Linked DNA regions of Homo sapiens: region 2 is linked to region 1. A link is a loop called in an ENCODE intact Hi-C map of the cell type or tissue named here. Cell type or tissue: Caco-2. All regions are shown on one strand. Links, peaks and the distances in the headings refer to the core of each region. The heading gives the core; the rest is flanking DNA.

Evidence for each region. Hi-C counts contacts between places; a loop is a spot of excess contacts. Peaks named below come from ENCODE experiments on the same cell type or tissue, not always from the same donor. Only the 100,000 strongest peaks of a DNase experiment are listed, where the experiment ranks them.
Region 2: it touches region 1 in a loop (2.9-fold over the local background); 4 of 110 quality-filtered maps call a loop at or near these places.

The regions. Positions count from the first base shown.
Region 1 is chr5:68,455,900-68,465,279 of GRCh38, forward strand. All of the region lies in intron 3 of LOC105379013 (a long non-coding RNA gene), which reads right to left. Among named protein-coding and RNA genes, the nearest start is that of PIK3R1, 240 kb to the left of the region's middle. In Caco-2, for the core only: a CTCF peak has its summit at 4,396; no DNase peak of the experiment used is centred there.
Region 2 is chr5:68,656,872-68,666,251 of GRCh38, forward strand. The region is part of intron 2 of LOC105379013 (a long non-coding RNA gene); the gene reads right to left. LOC105379010 (a long non-coding RNA gene) reads left to right here. Exons shown (of 3, transcript XR_007058808.1): 2 at 1,304-1,451; 3 at 2,261-2,345. Among named protein-coding and RNA genes, the nearest start is that of LINC02198, 370 kb to the right of the region's middle. In Caco-2, for the core only: a CTCF peak has its summit at 4,579 (motif pointing left); no DNase peak of the experiment used is centred there.

The DNA.
Region 1 (9,380 bases), core at 940-8,939:
GACAGAAAGGATACAGGAGCTATCCCTGGGAAGGAAAAGATCTATTTTAAAAAGTATTCAAACCAAGTCACAATACAGTAAGTATAAGTTCTGAGTGTTTTCTCCCGGAAATCTAAATCTTGGGAAGAAAAGACAGAAAGATGGTCTTACCATCCTCACTTGACGGGATTCTGAGCAGAAATCTGGGAACCTGGCTGCTAAGAAATTTATCTTTGTCAGCATAGTCAGAGATCCTGACATCTTAGCTGCACTTTCTGGAGGAGCAGAGAGTCCCAGCCATCCCATCCTCATCACCAAAATTATTGGGAGAAAACTTTTCCTCATCCAATTTAGTTCCAGTGGTTGAAGGCCCATGAGTTAACTGACAATAGACAGATTAACAGGAGAAAAGATAGGCGATTTACACATACACAGGAGTTCTCAGAGATAATAACTCACTCAATAGCCTGAGATTAAAGGGTTCATATACAAAATTTAACAAAGGGTAGAGGGGTTAGGGCTTCAATAAGAAGGTATGGAAGGTTCTGTTGAGGTTTTTGATGCTAATAGCAATGGACACTCTGTCTCCCTGGCAGCGAAATTCCAGGAAACCCCCTCAGATGGGGGTTAATGGCAGCAGTATTTTCGGGAGGCCCTGCTTTAGTCAGGTAAGTGCAGTCGAGATAACACTTTTTTCTGTATCTTCTTTAGCTCAAATGTTCTCACTTCAAAAATCTTTATGCCAGCTCCAGGGATTTGAATGAATCCCCACAAGACTCAAGACATATATCATCTCAAGAACTTTCAAAAAGGAAAACTTCCTGGTTCCTTTCTAGGGCAAATTTTGAGATGGACAATATTTCTATGACATGCTTGAGAGCTTCAGGAAGGCTCAGTGAAGTTCCTGGTGACAGAGACATCACTGCCTAATACAAATGCACTGTGGGGTTACGGATAAGGTCTCTGCCCAGGATGACATCATCCTGGGCCTCATTCCAGTACTGTAAGCTGTGACTTCTGTGCCCAGAGTGAGGACTGCTGTTTAACTTCGTTAGGTTCTCAAGATACAAAGCCTGCTACTTACCTTCAGAAAATCATTGCACAATATTTCAAGAGTGAAGTCATATCAGGTTTCTTTTTTCTGTTTACTTTTGCCTTTCACTCATCACAAACAGGATAAAAGGTAGACCGTTTATATTTTTGGGTCACAAATTGATCTTATAACTCCAAACACTGACTTCCAGGGAAATTTTGTTACCAGTGGAAATATCTAGACGAAAAGGTGAAATTCAAAGTGCTAATTTCAAGAGGCAGTATCTTTTATAAGTAATATGAATTCGTGCTATTTGTCTATAAGGAAAACATGCTTCCTGTTCAGTAAAGTCATTTTCACAACCTCAGGAATGCTGCCATTATTAAGATAGTTAACAGCATCTTCTAAAAAAATTGTGGACTCAGGTTCATCATTTCAAACAGCTGATACACAATACACAATGTAGAAATTAAAGATAACTTGGCCAGGTGCGGTGGCTCACATCTGCAATCCCAGCTACTCGGGAGGCTGAGGTAGGAGAATCGCCTGACACCCGGGAGGCCAAGGCTGCAGTGAGCCGTGATTGCGCCACTGCATTCCAGCCTGGGCAACAGAGCAAGACCCTGTCTTAAAAAAAATAACCGAGCCACCAAGTGATCCTATCTTAGGAGATGGAAACCCCCATCATAAGAAGAGTAGGTAAATGTCTGCAGTCTAGCCTCTGGGAATGAAATTTCTTAAGGACGGGCTTCATGGATTTGGGGCTCATGAACCTGCAAGAACACTGGCAATCAAGAGAGTAAAAACATAACCAGAAGGGTTCAGAGTTTGGGAAGCTTCTTCGTAGCACTAACTGAGATATTGCTAATTAGTGGCTCTCCAAAATATTATTAAAATAATCTGTTGATTCTGGACAGTCTTTATTAGGGGAGGAGGCTGTCCTGTGCATTATAGGATGTTTAGCAGCATTCCTGACTTCTACCCTCTAGATGCCAGGAGCAGCCCCAGTCATGACAACCAGAAATGTTGCCAGACATGGCCAAATATCCCCTGGGAGGCAAAATCATCCCCAGTTGAGAACTGATGGCTTAAAGTTAATGGAGAACACTATTTACAAAAAATCTCACTAGAGTCTCGGGGTGCAGGTAGGGGATGGAGCAAAGTTGGGAGTATTTTTGAGATTGTGAAGTCTGGATTTTTTCCAATGTGTATCTTTTAGTGTGAGAGCCAGGGAGCCCTGGCTGGGGTCTAGTGAGGACCATAATCTAATCACTTAGAATGGGCAAACACAAGATGAAGATTTTGAGGGCAAAGACTCGGAAATGCTCAAATTTTAAAATTTTCCTTGAATGCTTTCTATTGACGAGTTGATGTGTCTTTGGGGAAATTCCTGGAATGAACAATACAGTTATTTGTAACTGTTATCTTCTTGAGGAAGAGTTTTCTGGAACAGTAAAGTTATGCTGATGAAGATCCTGGAATAGTAAAATCATGTTAACGTAGACTGTGTGGATATAAATACGTTTTAGATCTCAGTGAATTCCTTAAGTTCCTTGATTTTTTGCCCCTGCCCTTTTGCCCGTTATTACCACATTCAGAAAAGCCAATAAAATACAAAAAAAAAAAAAAAGAGACTAAAGAGGCAGCAGGAAGAAGGAGGGGCTCGGATGTTGCTGCTGGGCTCCATCCTGGCTTCACCACACTGACACCTGCATGACCTGGGTGAGCAACATACTTTCTCCAAACCTCAGCCTCTCCATCAATATATGGAAGTTGATAATAGTGACTCCTTCATCAAGTTGTGGTAGAGTTTGAATGAAATAATACATGACCAGTGCCCTAGACATACTATGCACTCAGTGGGTATAAATCAACTGTGTAAAACTAGGAAAACATGCCATCACTATGGTGCTTCTATGCTTAGACCAACATGCCTTTGGGGACTGCCTCATTCTTTCTGAAAACTAAGCAAATACTGGGTTTAAAAGGAAGCAGAAGTGTTGTCTCTGCACCCTAGAAATATTGTGTAGGGAGAGGTGGCTAACTCTCCTAAATCCTTCCACCCATGTTTTTAACTGAGCATGCTCTTGGATCACCACTAAAATGCATGGGGGAATTTAGGCTGTAATTTAGTAATGCCACTGTTTATAAAAGTAGAGGAACAATGAGAACACCATGGCATTAGTTTGGAGTAGGTTAAAAATTACTTTTCTGAAGCTTATCTACTAGAATGTTTATCTAAGCTATTTTTCATGGGACGTTTTAAAGACAATACCTTCCTTCAATAGCCATGACCTTGAATTCATTACATGGTGGAATTCTACTGCTTACTCTCTCCTAATTCTGAAAGCCAGCCATATTCTTCAAGTGGGAGACTCATTTGTACAGTGCCAGGTGCTGATCTAGGCACTTCATATGAACTTTCTCCTTTAATCCTCAGTCTGTAAGGTAAATACCGTGATGAGAAATCTGATACTCAGAGTCAAGCAATACAGTGAGGAGACCCAGCTGACACACAAGTGGAGGCAGAATTTAAGCCTTGTCTAGTGGGCTCCAAAGTCGATGGTTCTACTGCAGCATGTTACCACCTACATGTCTATTTCTCAAAACAGCAACAAACAGAAAAACCCTAAGATAACACATCAAACATCCTAGTCATGGTTTTACAGAGTCTGGGTCCATATGCAGTATTTGAACAGATAAACTGGTTTCTAGTATGTTGGCAAGGAAGGGGCAATCTTGCAAGGTGGATAGATCTAATCTGATTGTAAGGTGACTGAAATAACCAGACACCAGCCTCAGGGAGCCTCATTGCCAGTCCAGTTGTTTGCCTAATTTTAACCAGTGAATGAAGTAGATCCAATCCATTGGTTGACACTTAACTGCTGTTGATGGGGCTGAGAGGAAGAAAAACAAGTCCGTCCCCTCTCTTATATACCATCCTGTCCCCCAGTGCAATCTGAGTGCCGTGTAAATTTGGCAAAGGGATGTTTAGACAGCAAAGGTTATCAACAAAATGGTTATGGGCCAAGGGAATTTCACTGAATAACCCTGTGGCTGGGAGTGACACTGGAATTAATTGTCTCCTAGTGTCCTGAAGAGTAGGCTTCCTAGGATGGTCTCCTTTTTTATGGTGGTGGTAATCTTTTTATTATTTTTCACGGTGGGTGATTCATTAAAAGAACAACTAAATGCAATTCAATTTCTAGGCCTTTGTAAGGTTTTTGGGTTTGGTTTTTGTTTTTTAACATGAACCAGAGTTCTTTTTTCCATCTCAGCTCTGTGAAAATGCCAACTGTGTGATTCTGAGCAAGTCGCCTAATCTCACTAGGGCTCAGTTTCTTCTCTGTAAGAGAGGGATCCACTATGTGACCCCTAAGGTCCTTTCTTGCTTTTAAGTCAAACTGATTCAGATGTTATTAACTGACTAGTGCCCTCTACAGGCAACTTCCTCCACCGTGTAAGAATCCAGGAAGAGGATATTTGCAAAATTCTCTTATTATATTTAATGTTGTGACTTAGTGTGCAACATAATATTTTGTTATGTAATGAACCATGCTGTGAAGCAAATAAAAATGTTAGACTTCATCTAGACCTAATTTTACAGATAAAGAATATAAGGACCACCATGGCTGGGAACTTTTCCAGTTCCTTTGGGATAAGGCTGGGGCTTGGTTACAAATCCCTGATATTCAGCTTAATAGTGTCCAGTGGTGACCTTTCTAGTCTTTTATGGTTTTCTTCAAAACTCTCTTTCCTTCACTTCTCAGATAACATTGGAACTCCGCATTTTCTAAATTTTCTATGTACTTACTATCCTTAACAGTTGATGAACTGTGGATTTTTCCACTAGAGTGGGAAATGGCTGTGTAGAAGTTGCCTGGTAATGATGTGAGCACCTCCTGTGAGGGTTACTTTCTTGCAACCTTTCCTGCTACTGATGTGAAGGTCCTTTACTGACATTGCTAGTGGAAAATGTATGCATGCTCAATATCTGATTGATTCACTTTTAGTTCAAGGACTGCAAAAATTTTTAATCCTTCATGCGGAGACCTACTCAGAAGTTGGGACACATTATTCATTTCTAAGGTGGAGGACGTAGAAAAAATGTCCTGGACAGCTTTCAGTGAAAATCTGGGTCTGCTTAAGCCTGCTTTAAAATTTTCTAAAATGAATTCATGTTTTAATTTTTATTATTACAAAAGCAGCATTTGTGCCTTGTCGAAAGTTATAAATTCAGATAAAGAAAAATAAGAAAACGATAGCACCATATTCCTACCACCCATAGATTACCACTGTTAACACCTGTGTGTATATCCTTAAAGCTTTTTCTATGCGTGTATAAATATACATATACATATTTTTACCAAAATGAGATCATGTTGTACATGCTGTTTGTAACCTGCTTTTTTTAGTTAATGATCTCCATCTTTCCTTGCCAATAAATTTTCATCTTATCTAAAACCCAGTCTGTATTCAAATTCCTCCTGCTCGTCCCCAAAAATGTCCTTTCCAGTTGGTTTGTCCAAACCGAACTCAAACCTAGGGCCCTGCATTGCATCTAGTATTATGTCCCTTAAAGCTCTTTAATCTAGCATGGTTTCTTCCCTCCTTTTATTATTTTTTTCATGAAACTCCTTGTTGAAAAAAACAGGGAAGCTTTCTTTTGTTTTTTTCTCTTTCAGATTTTGTTCTTTACATAAACCAGATTTTTTTTTTAAAATTGCCCAACTTTTTGCTGTATCTTCACCTGCAAGAGATACTGCCTTAATGGTATGACAGATGGTCAACTGCTGAAATGTAAAGATTTTCGTCTAAAATGAAATCTGTAAACCTGCTCAAAAGCCTGGAAAACATCTCTATTTTTCTTTAAGTTTCCCCTCTGCCTGTCCCTCCAGCCCAGAACAAAGGATAATCAGTCAAAACTTGTGTCAGGCCCTATGATAAGCTATAGTGGTGAACCAAACAGCCATGGTCCCTGTCCTCATGGAGCTTATAGTCTAGGGAGGGAATCTGACCTTCAGTTAATCATTAACATTAAATGCTTAATTAGGTGATGACAAAGACAAATGCTGAAAAGGCAAAGGATAGAGTATAAGGTGTCCAGGTGTGAGAGGTGGCTCAGGAAATAAAGGGGCCTTGTCTGGTATATTACAGCAGCCTTTTCCAGAGAAATGGCATTGAGATTAGAACTGGTTAAGAAGAGAGGAAGGAGAAGACTGTTTCAGGCAGTGAAACCAGCATTTGCCAAGGTGCTGAGGTTTAGGAGTAGTTTCTAGCATGGCTGGGATAAAGGGGATTAGGGGAAAAATGGAATGAGATAAAGCTGGAAAGGAAGGCATGCAGCAGCTCATTCAGAGCTTATAGGCCATGTGAACAACTTTGGGCTTAATTATGTGGGCAAGGGGGAGCAATGAAGAGCTCTGAGATTTATATTTTACTAAGATCAGGCTGACTATTGTGTAAAGAGTATGTATTAGTTCGTTTTCACACTGCTGATAAAGACATAACAGAGACTGGGTAATTTCCAAAAGAAAGAGGTTTAATTCAACTCACAGTTCCATGTGGGTGGAGAAGCCTCACAATCATGGTGGAAGGCAAGGAGGAGCAAGTCATGGCTTACATGGATGGAGCAGGCAAAGAGAGAGAGCTTGTTCAGTGGAACCCCTCTTTTTAAAACCATCAGATCTCATAAGACTTATTCACTATCACGAGAACAGCACGAGAAAGACCTGCCCTCATGATTCGGTTACCTCCCACCAGGTCCCTCCCACAACACATGGGAATTCAAGATGAGATTTGGACAGGGACACAGCCAAACCATATCAGAGTACATGAAAGAGATAGGACTGGGCACGAATTACCAGTTAGAAGGCCACTGTGGTTGCGCCACTGAGAGATGATAGCTTGGCCTAAAGTAATGGCTGGAATGGATTGAAGAGGAGTGATTTCAGAGATATTTAGTGAATCAGCAAGTGGAACCAAAAAGACTTGAGGACTGATTGGATGAGGAGAGGTTAGGGAGAGGTAAAGGAAGGAGAGGAGCTAAGGATGATATATCTGTCAGCATTGTTTCTGTAGGGGTGATTGCAATCCCATTCAAACTGGCTTAAGCCTAAATGAAAATTTATTGATTCAAGTGAAGGAGAAGTCCTTGGGGTAGATCAGATACTTCATATATGGCTGGATCCAGGAGTTCAGATGATGTCTTCTAGAGTAGCTCTCTTTTGAATTCTTTATCTGGTGTAATGGCTTCACTCTCTGGAAAGCTCTCCTTGTGGTGGCAAAATAGCTGCTGGCAGCTCTAGGTTCACATCCTCAGAGGTTAGCAACTCCAGAAGAAGGCAACTTCTCAATAGTTTCAGGAAACTTCCTAGAATTGAGCCTTATTGGCTAGTCCTGGGTAACATGTTTACCCATGGAGCTAACAGGTAGGATTAATCTCACCTGGAGTAAAGACATTGTGAGCAGGAAAGGAAATTTGAAGAGCTATTCCCAGTACAAAGGTGAATGAGTGCTAAGTAGGCAAGAATGACAGTACTAATAAGGAGTCCAGGTAACTCTGAGGATTTTTACAGGCAAAACTGAGTGGATGGCGGAGGGATGGGGGTAGGGTTTATTCATTGAAGGAAGGGTAGAGTGTTGAGGGGAAAGATCACAAGTTCAGGTTTGCACATGTTCTTTTTGAGGCCTATTATCACATGGGGATATCAAGTGGGCAGATGGATCCATGAGTCTGATCCATGAGTATCAGTAGAAAATTCTTGGCAGTAGTTCAAGTTCCTGGAGTTATCACTGCACAGGATATGGACAGGATCATCTGAGGAGCGAGTCAGATGAGAAAAGGAAATTTAATGTCTGGGTAGAGGAAGAGGCTGCGGAGCCCAGAATAAAAGAAGGTCCTATCAGCTAGTTAGAAAGAAACCTAGCGGGAATGGTGCCATCAAAGTCAAGCCTCTGTCATGACAGTGAGTATGGAATGATTAACTATATGCCATGCCTCTGAGAGAGAAAATCAGATGCAGAAGTGTTCCTCAAATGTAGCAGCACTGAGATTGTTGGTGACCTTAGTCAGTGGAACAGGTGTCCTTAGAGCATTGGGGAAGGAAGCCAGGTTTGGTAGGTGGTGGAAGGGTGAATCAGAGTTGAAAATATGGTAAAGATTAGAAATTTACTATGAAGAAATGGAGATTGACAAAAGAATGGCAAGAGTAGGCAAAGGGGGTCTAGGAGGGGTTTTTGTTTTATGTTTTAAAAGAGACACTTGAACTTATTGAGAGGAAAGTTGGAAACACAAGCTAAAAGACAGAAGATGGGATCCACGGCATGGGTGGATGGAGAGATGTTGGAATTGAGAGGGACCATGTCCTCCACTGTACCTGGAAGCAAAAGGATGAACACAAAAGCAGGAAAGTTTGTATAGATCTCATGGCCAGAAATTGAAGTTGTTTCCATGTAATGGTTTCTATTATTTCTGTGAAGTAGGAAGTTACATTGTCTCCTTAAAGCGAGCAAGAAATCCAAGGTTTGAAGAGAACAGAGAGATTTGAAACAGAGTGTAGAAAAACAAACCAGAGGTAGAGTAGGATTTCAGAGCAGTGCCTGTGGCCCAGCAGGGGAGGAATTGGCCTCATCAGATCGGTTGGTGATTTCCCGCAGCAGTGCCCAGCAGCCTGAGCGCTCAACCTGAGAAGATGAACAGTGAGTCATTCAGATATGATGAAAGAGCACAGGAAAAAGGAGCTGATGGTAGAGTCAAACCCCACCACAACATTATATGTGAGATCCAAAAACTGAATTGCATAAAATGGAGAGCCTTGTTATAACTAGGTTAGTGAAATGAGGATAGGGACTGGGTGGAAGGTGGGAGCCAAACACCAATTACAGGCTGCTAACTTCGCACTGCAACAGGAGGTACCATCATGGGGGTTTTACTACATTTGCAAGGGAAAGATTGAAAGGATGAACCATAGAGTTCATGTTAGGAAGGAAGGGAGTGAGGAAAGGTGGGTGCTAAGGACAGGAAGAAGGAGGAGTTGACAAGAGAAGGTTCCAAAGAGGTGGGGGAACAGGCATGGAAAACATAGAGGGCTGGCCAACAGTGACACAGAATCAGGCTTGGGAAAGAAGGGCAGCCCTGGGCCATGGAAGCACACTGACCTAGGTGTTCAAAGACCTAGGTTCTAGTCCCAGCTCCACCACTTATTACCCATGTGGCCCTGACTCCAGATTCCTCATTTAAAAACTGGGAATAATGGCATCTTTCCTGTTCACCTCACTGAGCTGTCGTCACCAATTATCTGAAGTGCTTTAAAAGTGTGAGCTCTATTAGAAAACAGACCCAACAGTCTCTGGTTTCCTTTGTGGC
Region 2 (9,380 bases), core at 562-8,561, 200 kb after region 1:
TTTTACATTTCCTAAGGTATAGGCAACCAGGAGATGCCTTATTCTCTACAATTTTCTGGGACCAACATAGCCACATCTGTTATCCCTTTGTCCTTCCTCACCTTCCTTGCAACTCTTCATACACATTCACACACACACACACCTTTCCAGGTCTGAGAAAAAGGTAATAGACAAAACACAAACTCTAAGAATCAAATGCAGACATGTGAAGCTGGCCAGGTGCAATCATACATGCCCTCGGGTAAGGCATGATTCATCACCAAAGTCCCCAACTCCTCTGCTCTCTGAAAACACTCTGCCTTCTTGCAGATGGATGGTGACAGTCCCACTCCTTTCTACCTCATACTGAGACCAGCTTGAGCATGTGGCTGGCCATGCAGCCTTGAAAAGGACAAATGACCCGAAGGGACTAAAGTAGAATGGGGAAAGCCAGGCACTCCAAAGCTGCAACATCACCCTCTGGCAGTTATAATTGCTCCCCTGCAGTGAGGGAATGTCCCTGCCCACTACTCATCGACCAGGTAGCTCCTGGAGGGCTCAAGTTCCTGGTGGAAGGGGCTTGGCCTGTTTCAACTAACTTCAAGCAGCACAAAGCCCAGCCCATCTCTCTGTAGCTCTGGGCATTTAACAAATGCTTTTAATGATGATGATGCAATCCTTTCAGCTTAGGTCTATCAGGGTCCCCTGAGAAACATATATTATCTGAAGCTTTCCCTTTTGCTTAATTACATTGTGCTAATGTTCTTTTTCCACTAGATTTCTCCTCCCCCAACTCTCCCATCCAAATCCTGCTTCACTGTGGGTTGGATTTACATAAAAGGCCAGCACGTTATAATTGTGATGATTGATCACCAAAGTTTCCTTGGGTTCAGATTGTTTCCTAATGTGGGTCATTTTTCATCATGAAGAGTTGGCTGATAATGATGTCATTTCCATTGCTTGAATTTTGAGGCAGTGGCCACATATCACAGAGTTTAAATGACTGTCTATAGGGCAGCAAAATCATGTCGTTATCAGTTTAAAGCAGTTGCTGCTTTACTCCTGGGGACAAAACAAGAATTGGAGCCTCCTAAAACTCATCAAACAAGAGCAGGATGCCAAGAATACAAATCTGTATCTGGGCCTGGGAAAGGGGGAGCAGGAAGGAGGGGTGGTGGTGAAGCAAACCTGTTTTTGCATGAGGCTGTGTGGTAAGTATCAGATAAAAATGACAAAGTCATACTTGACAGAAAATAAGCTGTACTGCTGATCACTGGATACCTTAGATGTGTTCACCCACAATCCTTTAACTGTGATTTCACAGGAAGATTAACGAGCAAGAATTGAAATCATTCACGAAGAGAAGCTTTGGACTAAAACCCATCTGCCAGATAAGCCAATAAATGTCCCTCTCATCAAGTGATTGGGACTGGGATGGAGCTGGAATTTGGCCCTAATGTTGCATGTGTAAAGTATGCATATAAAATGAAATGATGTTACATGTGTGTTTAAAACAAATAGTTGCATTGTTAAAATCCCAAGGCTTGCAGACCCTAAATCACTGTGAGTGAGCTGCTGCCCCAGATGCTCTGTTTTCTGCTATTTGCCCCCAGCCAACTTCCCATGTGGCATGTCCTTCTGAACCCTCTAGGATGCCCTGCAGATGTTAAAAGTGTATAGTGCAGCCCCAGCCCTGTCTTCCACAGTCTTTCTCATGCAACCCAGCATCCCTCCTCCAACTTCTTTTCAAAATACTCTAACTTGGAGAAAATTGCAAGAACAGTAAAATGAACACCCATATATTGCTCACCTACATTCACTAATTATTTTTATTGTCCCAAATATGCTTTATCTCTCTGTATACATATACACACTTTTTTTTGTTTAATCATTTGAGAATTCATTGTTTTAGCTTCCCATGCTTCAGGATACTTCCCTCCTACATACTTAGGTGAGTATCTCAACAAAAGGTTTTCCTCCTTTCATATCATACTTCAGAAATTTCACATTGATATAATACTATTCTCTAATATGGTCTTTTTTAAGTTCAATTGTCCCTATAGTTTTATGCAGCTGATCTAAGTACATACATACACACATACACACACCCACACACACCCGCACACCCACACACACACGCCTCCAGGGTTTAATCAAAGATCTCACATTGCGTTTAGCTGACATGTTTGCTTTTTCATTTGTTTGTTTTGTGTTGTGGTGTTGAATTGGTCCTAGCGGTATCAATATAAACCTATTTTTATTTCAAAAATTTATTTCTTAGGAAGATGGAGATATGTCAAGAAGACACAGGATTCTTCTTGAAAGGATTCCCACTGGGAAAACTGGGATAATTTAAACATCAAAATGACAAATGACAGAAGTGGTTATAACATATTAGAGGGAACAAATATATTTTCTGATATTTTGAAAAATCAAGGTGGGAAGAAGAATGGAACACTCCTCTTTAGAGAAGAATACCAACTAATAAATGAGTAGGAAATTTAGAAATAGAAAATTGTCATTTTGTAACCATCATAATGATAATTAATTCAGGCAGGGGCCATGATATCCCAGTCCACATTTGTACCTTTCTTTTTCCACAGTGAGAATCCAGGTTCCCAACAACCTTGTTATGTTTACCCATTTGCCTGGTCCTGCAGTACACACTATCAACAATTTATTAAGTGGAGTTCAAGATTTCCATACCGTTTCATTTTTATTCTTAGAAAATGTTATGTTGGGTTGTACAATCAGCATACTTTGTTCGAAAGTGACTTGAGTACTTTTTCTAATCTGTGATTTTTATCTATTTCATGTAATTTTGGGTTTTTTCTGCTTGAATTCAATTTTCATCTTTTTTCCATTTCTTAATTCTATTTTTTGGAAATGTAAACCTTTAACACACTTTGAAACACAAAACCAAATCAAAAGGGATCCCCAGAGAAATTCCATCTTCTTCCCTATGACTTGCATTTGGTTCTCACTGATCCCTATAAATAACCAATTTCATTCATTTCTAGTTTAATTTCCTTGTTTTGTTTTTGTTGTTGTTTTTTTTTTTTTTTTTTTCAGAAAAATAAGCAAATTTACAGACAAATTTTTAAGCCATTAATATTTGTGTCCTTTTTGTAACAATTGCTTTGGAATTTTGGAAAAATATATGAGAAAATTCCAAAAGATGAAGTCACCCCAAGAACATACGTTTTCATTTCCTGCTTAGAGTTAAGTGAAGAATTTTTGTTTAAGGGAGGATGACAGACGCCAACCTAGTCATTGGACTTAGGGGACTAGCCACTATCACATTCCTCAAAATCTGTATTTTTTTGTCTCAGTAACAAATAGGAATGCAACCAATTTGACCCCGTACTGATTCTCTTGTTGATATGATCAAATTAACCAGCCAAGCAACAGCACTTCCTAGACTCAGCATAATTCTGATCACTTTGTTCTGTAGCTTAATACCCTTCCATGGCTTCCTATTGTCCTCAGGATAAATTCCAAACTTGCAAAGCCCACTGTAGGCTGCCCTCTCCACTTGGCGTGCACACAGACACACACACACACACGGGTTCCTGAGTCCCAACAGTTCACTTCTTTTCTCAACCTGTGCTGTTTGCTTTGCTCACACTGAGCCCAACATTTGAACTGCTCTTCCCACGAAGGGCAAGGAAGTCGGGTGGATGGGTGTCACCTTCACCAGCCCCTCAAGGCAAGTCCATTTGTTGAGCTCTAAAGACGCATCTTACATTGCAGTTTCCCATGTCTGAAACTTGGGAGTTGGATTTATAACAGGACCTCCTGTGACTGCAACCACTTGGAAAGGCATGATGGGAAACTGGGCTTTCCAGTTTAGCCTTGGAGCCAAGGACAGGTGCAGGACGGCTTATTACTGTTCCAGGACAGAACTTGGGACCCAGTAGCTCCTTTGGCCCCAGCCTCTCGGTCCTGCACTGTGGTGTGGCCCTCAGCCCTCCCGATAGTGAGGACTGCACCCCCACCCTGTTCCCTTCATGCCTCAGGCCTTCCAAGTTCCGACCCTGCAATTGGATGACTCTGTCTGCCTCACCTGTTTCCATGCGTTGTATTTCCAACCAGGCTAGTAAATTAACAGTCTCCTAGGAGATCTCTTTTTCTGACTCTCTTCTTGCATTTCTACTTCCCGGATCCTGCATCGGATCCTACATGGCTCTATAGCAATCCCATAAAACCCAGCATTTAATCTTGGTCTAGTTCCTTCTATTGTCTTCAACTCCATGCTTCCACTTGAAGAGAAGCTAACGCAGCAGTAATTTTCAGCCTTGACTGTGAAAAAGAATCACCTGAGAGATTTCTGACTCAGTAATCTATGGGTAGGGCACTAGGATTTGCACTTCCAGCATGTACCTCGGGGACCGCCAGGACCTCTTTAAGAAACCCAGTAGGTAGGCAGTCTGGGCACTTCCTATCACCCTTCACCCTAACTGGGCCCTGTTAATGCTAGAGATACTCTTTCTCCTAATTACTCACAATGACTATTCAGCAGACATCCTTAGGAAACTCTAGGCCTCTAAGCCGACAATTGCTCTCACCAGAACCACTGCCCTCAGCTGGCCCAGTCAGGAACCACAGCTCTAAGACACACTCCCTGCTCTTTACCCCAATTACCTTCTTGCCCTAAAACAGATTTATCTTTGAACTGTGTATTTTTGCACTCAGAAAAATAGACATTATTATGCTGCCTGCTCACACTCTGTTTATTCACACCAATGTAATTTTTATTAAAATAATGTTTGCATATATCATTTGTAAATGTGTTTTAGATAGTAGGCATACTTTGAAATCTCTTTCCATCACCCAACTTGTAGAAAATAATTTCACTAACACCCAGCTAATCAATATTTCTTCTTCAAAAACATAATAAAATGAAATTTGGCTTGACATCTATGAAGCTGGTACAAATTAGTGAGAATTACCACCACCTGGCAGAAAAGTGGCTAATAGACATGGTGGAAGGTGTCCTGGCCATTTATAAGCAGAGTCTGGTGGAGGCGGCCACATAGAACCAAGTCCAGTGGAGGCAGATGATGGCTGGTTTGGGAGGGGTGCTGGGAGACTGTTTTCCTCCAGCCCTTGGGACACGGGCATGCTTGTCTTCACTTCTGAGGATGTCAGCAGCTGCTTTGGCCGAGAGTACAAGTGGTCTTACGTACAAAGCTTTTTTTTTTTTTTTTTTTCCCCACAGAGCCTTGAAAGAAATCAGAAGAGATTCTGAGGAGGTAGCTAAGGAATCCCAGATCACCTAAGAGTTTGGAAAGAAGAAAGAGGGCATGGCACACCCAGGGGAATGACGCCTCTGCACCCCAGCCTGGCCTCACAAGCACTGTAGTGGTTATATACGAGGCTCTGGGGGCTTTCTGCTGGAATCCTCCTCCTGCTCTGCCATGACCAGTTGTGATTCTGGGCAATTTACTTAGTCTCTGTCAGCCTTCCCCATCCACTGGAGGAGAGATAGTTTTAACTCATGTCACTGTGATAACTGCACTGATGACATCAGGTATTTGACACAAAGTAAGCATTCAATAAACATGCCTTTTTTTTGTTGTGGTAAAATAGACATAATAAAATTTATAATTTTGGCCATTTTTAAGGGTATGGTTCAGTGGCATTAAGTACATTCACATTGCTGTGCAACCATCACTACCCTCCATCTCCAGAACATTTTCATCATCTCCAACTGAAACTTTATTCTTTTTTTCAATCCATTAGCTGGATTTAGTCACGTTTATAAATTTCTTTATATGGTGTCTAACACGTTAACTATAACATCAGGAAACACAGGATCCCATTTTAGCTTTTGGATTTTATTTTTGAGCAATTTATTTGTAGGGATTGATATTACATTGCTTTTACTTTTTCTTAGAGGTCTTCCAAATAACAAGAGAAAATTTACTATTTAAAAAATAGAATAAAAGTCAATCTTGCAATTTTTGTAAATCCAAGCTATATTATGGAATCTTAGTGATTTTCTTTTTCTTATATCTTGAAACATTTTGCTATTCATCATTCTAGTCATCATTTGATCATTACTCACCAATTATTCCCAACTGTGTTTAAAAACACTAAAATAATGTGAAATGGAAAAATGATATAATTTCATAAAAGGCTGATGCAATAATGAACTAAACTGTGGCTATTACATCACCTTTTAGTTTTCCTGCTGTCCTGCCCCAAGTATTGTAGAATCATTCAAGAAGGTTTAGGAGAACAGTAAAGACACCATCTTTGTAGTTTCTTCTCATCTTTTATACACAACTGAGCATCCATAATTTTTATTTTCCAACCACAATGGCAAAGATAAGCAAATTTACAGAGGAAGATGTTTCATATTATTAAACAAATCATAAGATTAATGCAAAGAGATTTCATATAAGCAAAATTTTAGACTGTGAGTTTTCAGATGACAATATCCTAAGTGAATTTTTCCAAAGTCTAGAATCAATAAATGGACACTATATTTTTAAGGACAAAAATGAAATATCGTGTCCTCAATGAGTTAGTAACTCAACAGGAAGAACTTTATCATGCAGTGTTCTGTGATCAGAACATAGACCATCCCGTTTTGAAAAAAAAAAAAAGTAATAATATTCTTTTGTCTCTTATGTGGTTGTGCACCAAAATTTGCTTAATATGGGTCATAAGTGGACTAGGTGGGTGTGTACTGAAAGGGGAATGGAAGAAAATAATGTGGAAACCAAAACAATCAATTGAATCATTCTAATTGATAAAACATGAAAATGTTTTGCAATTATAGAATGAAGATGTGAGTCCTCTTTTAAACAAATCATGAGCCACAGTTTTTAAAAATATTTTATTTTGATGATATAACTGCAAGAAGATAAAATTAGAGGTAACGATAAGCTAAACTTTTAGAGATGGACTTGAAATTTGGAATCAATGCTGTATTTCTAAGACCAACATGTTCCAGAATCATGCATGACAATTGATCACCAGTTAATGGCATTCGAAGGAAGTTGCCCAAAAATTGTAGGCATCAATACCTTCTACACCAGGAAAATATGGTAAGAAAAACTGGAGTTTGCTATGTTTACATTTTTATTAAAATTTTTAATAAAGTTATTTTTCATAATATATCTGGTCTTCTGTAAATTACTCATAAAATGACTAAAAAATATAAAAACACAAAAAGGGTCCATTGGACACAAATGGTAAATGGTGAGAACTATTCTTGGTTTACCAAGGATTAAGCACTCAATAAAAGGTCATTGTTATCACTGTTACCGTCATCAGAGTTCACAAAGTTTTATCCGGTCCTAGACTTATTCTGAAAAAGAAACCACATCCTATGTTCCATGGAACAAAAAGGACTCCTAAGCACCAGTGGGTTTGAGGTATCCTGCTACCACAGCCAGGAAAGGGTGTCCCGCATGCCTTCCCATTGCAGCATGAGAAAGGAAGACATATGGCCTGATGCGGCCAGTCATGAGGTGAGCCTTCTTCCTGGTGGGTATGCACAGCCTGCAGGATGTATCACTGACCACTCTCCCCGGCTACTACCCACCTCTACGGATTTACATGGAACTGTGCAGCCTTCCCTGCTTTTAAGAGCTCAAACTTTTAAAAAGAGTAGAAGAAAAATTTGTAGCCCAGTGGTTCCTTTATTCCTTCTGATGTTTAGGCTGTGACTTTGAAAGATAAAGACTATGGGAAGTGACCATCTGGCTACAGGAGGGAGTGTCCATAAAAGAATCATATAACTGGACCAGGAGTGGTGGCTCATGCCTGTAATCCCAGCACTTTGGGAGACCGAGGCAGATCACTTGAGGCCAGGAGTTCGAGACCAACCTGGGCAACATGGCAAAACCCCATCTCTACAAAAAATATAAAAATTAGCTGGGTGTGGTAGCATGTGCCTGTAGTCCCAGCCACTTGGGAGGCAGAGAGGGGAGGATTGCTTGAGCTTGGGAGGTCAAGGCTACAGTGAGCCATGATTATGCCACTGCACTCCATCCTGGGTGAAGACTGAAAATCTGTCTCGAAAAAAAATTAAAAAAACCCGAATACAAAAAGGACATCCAGGGGCTCAAAGACAGAAAAATAGTAAGAGAGGAATCTCCCTACTAATTCTGAAGAGTAACATCTGAGAAAATGAGTAAAGGAGAAAACAGAGCTTCAGATTTCTATGTATCAATTAAAAATAGATTTGATTTTTTTGATTAGTAAATGTTACCCCCTGGGTTTGTCCAATCTAAGAGAAAGCTTCCCAGTCATAAGAATAATCCCCCCAGTGGAGACAAAAATGACCACAAGACAGTCACTAATACCCATGTAGGCAGATATTCAAGTATTGGCCAAAGGATCACGTGAAAATATGCTGCAAAAGCTATTCCCAAGCTGAGAGGGAGGAAACCTGAATCCCCTCAAGGTTTCTTCCATCTCAATGCAGGATAACATAATAGTTAAAACAAAGGGTCTTGGAATCAGAGTGTCCCAGCTCAGCGTGTACTGAGGGACACAGTTTAACCTTCCTAAACCTAGCTTTGACCATTTATAAGTGGACCAGCTGGGGTTGCGGGGAGAATGCTGATGACAGTGGTACCCACCTGTACTGGTATGCCCGACAGATCCCCTTACACCCTTCACTATTCTTTCTGCCCCAGGAGACTGACCTGGATGAAACTCCTCAGCAGCCTCCCTCTTTGAGTCCAACAGCCTGCCCTGGTTGTATCCAACAGACTCCTGCCCCAGAAAGAGACTGGAGGAAGAAAAGAGTGAGTGCAGGCTGTTGATGGCCTCAGCTCCTTGTGCGGTCCTATCTGACTGGCTGTGTCCTCCAACTGAAGGTCACTGCTGCTCTCAAGGCAGCCCTATCTGCATAACTCTTTCCTTCTGGATTCTGGAACCTCCTCTCTTCCCTCAATGCTTCAGGCCTAGAGGTGGTAACCAGTTCTTTGTCACTAGCCTGGGACACTGCACTATCTCTTATGGATCCTTACCACAGGTCTTACTCTATAAACACTCCAGTTACCAAACCGCCTTCCAATTATCCTACTTGGAGTGGGCATCTGTGCTTGGCTGGGACCCTGACTCTACCTCAAAGATAACTGAGAGGATTAAAAGTGGTATTGCACATAAAATACCTGGCACTTAGCAAGTAACCATTACAATACTATTATTATTCTCCTTTCTCTGATCTCTCACTCCCCTTTTTCACCCATGGTTAATCCTTCTAGTCAGCTCCTCTTCTGATTCTTTAACACAGGAGTCAGCACACTTTTTTCTATAAAGGACTAAACAGTAAATAATTTAGGCTTTGTGGGCTACACAGCCTCTGTTGCAACTGCTCCCCTCTGTCACTGAAGAACTAAAGCAGCCACCAGCCAGCAATGCTTAAATGAATAAGC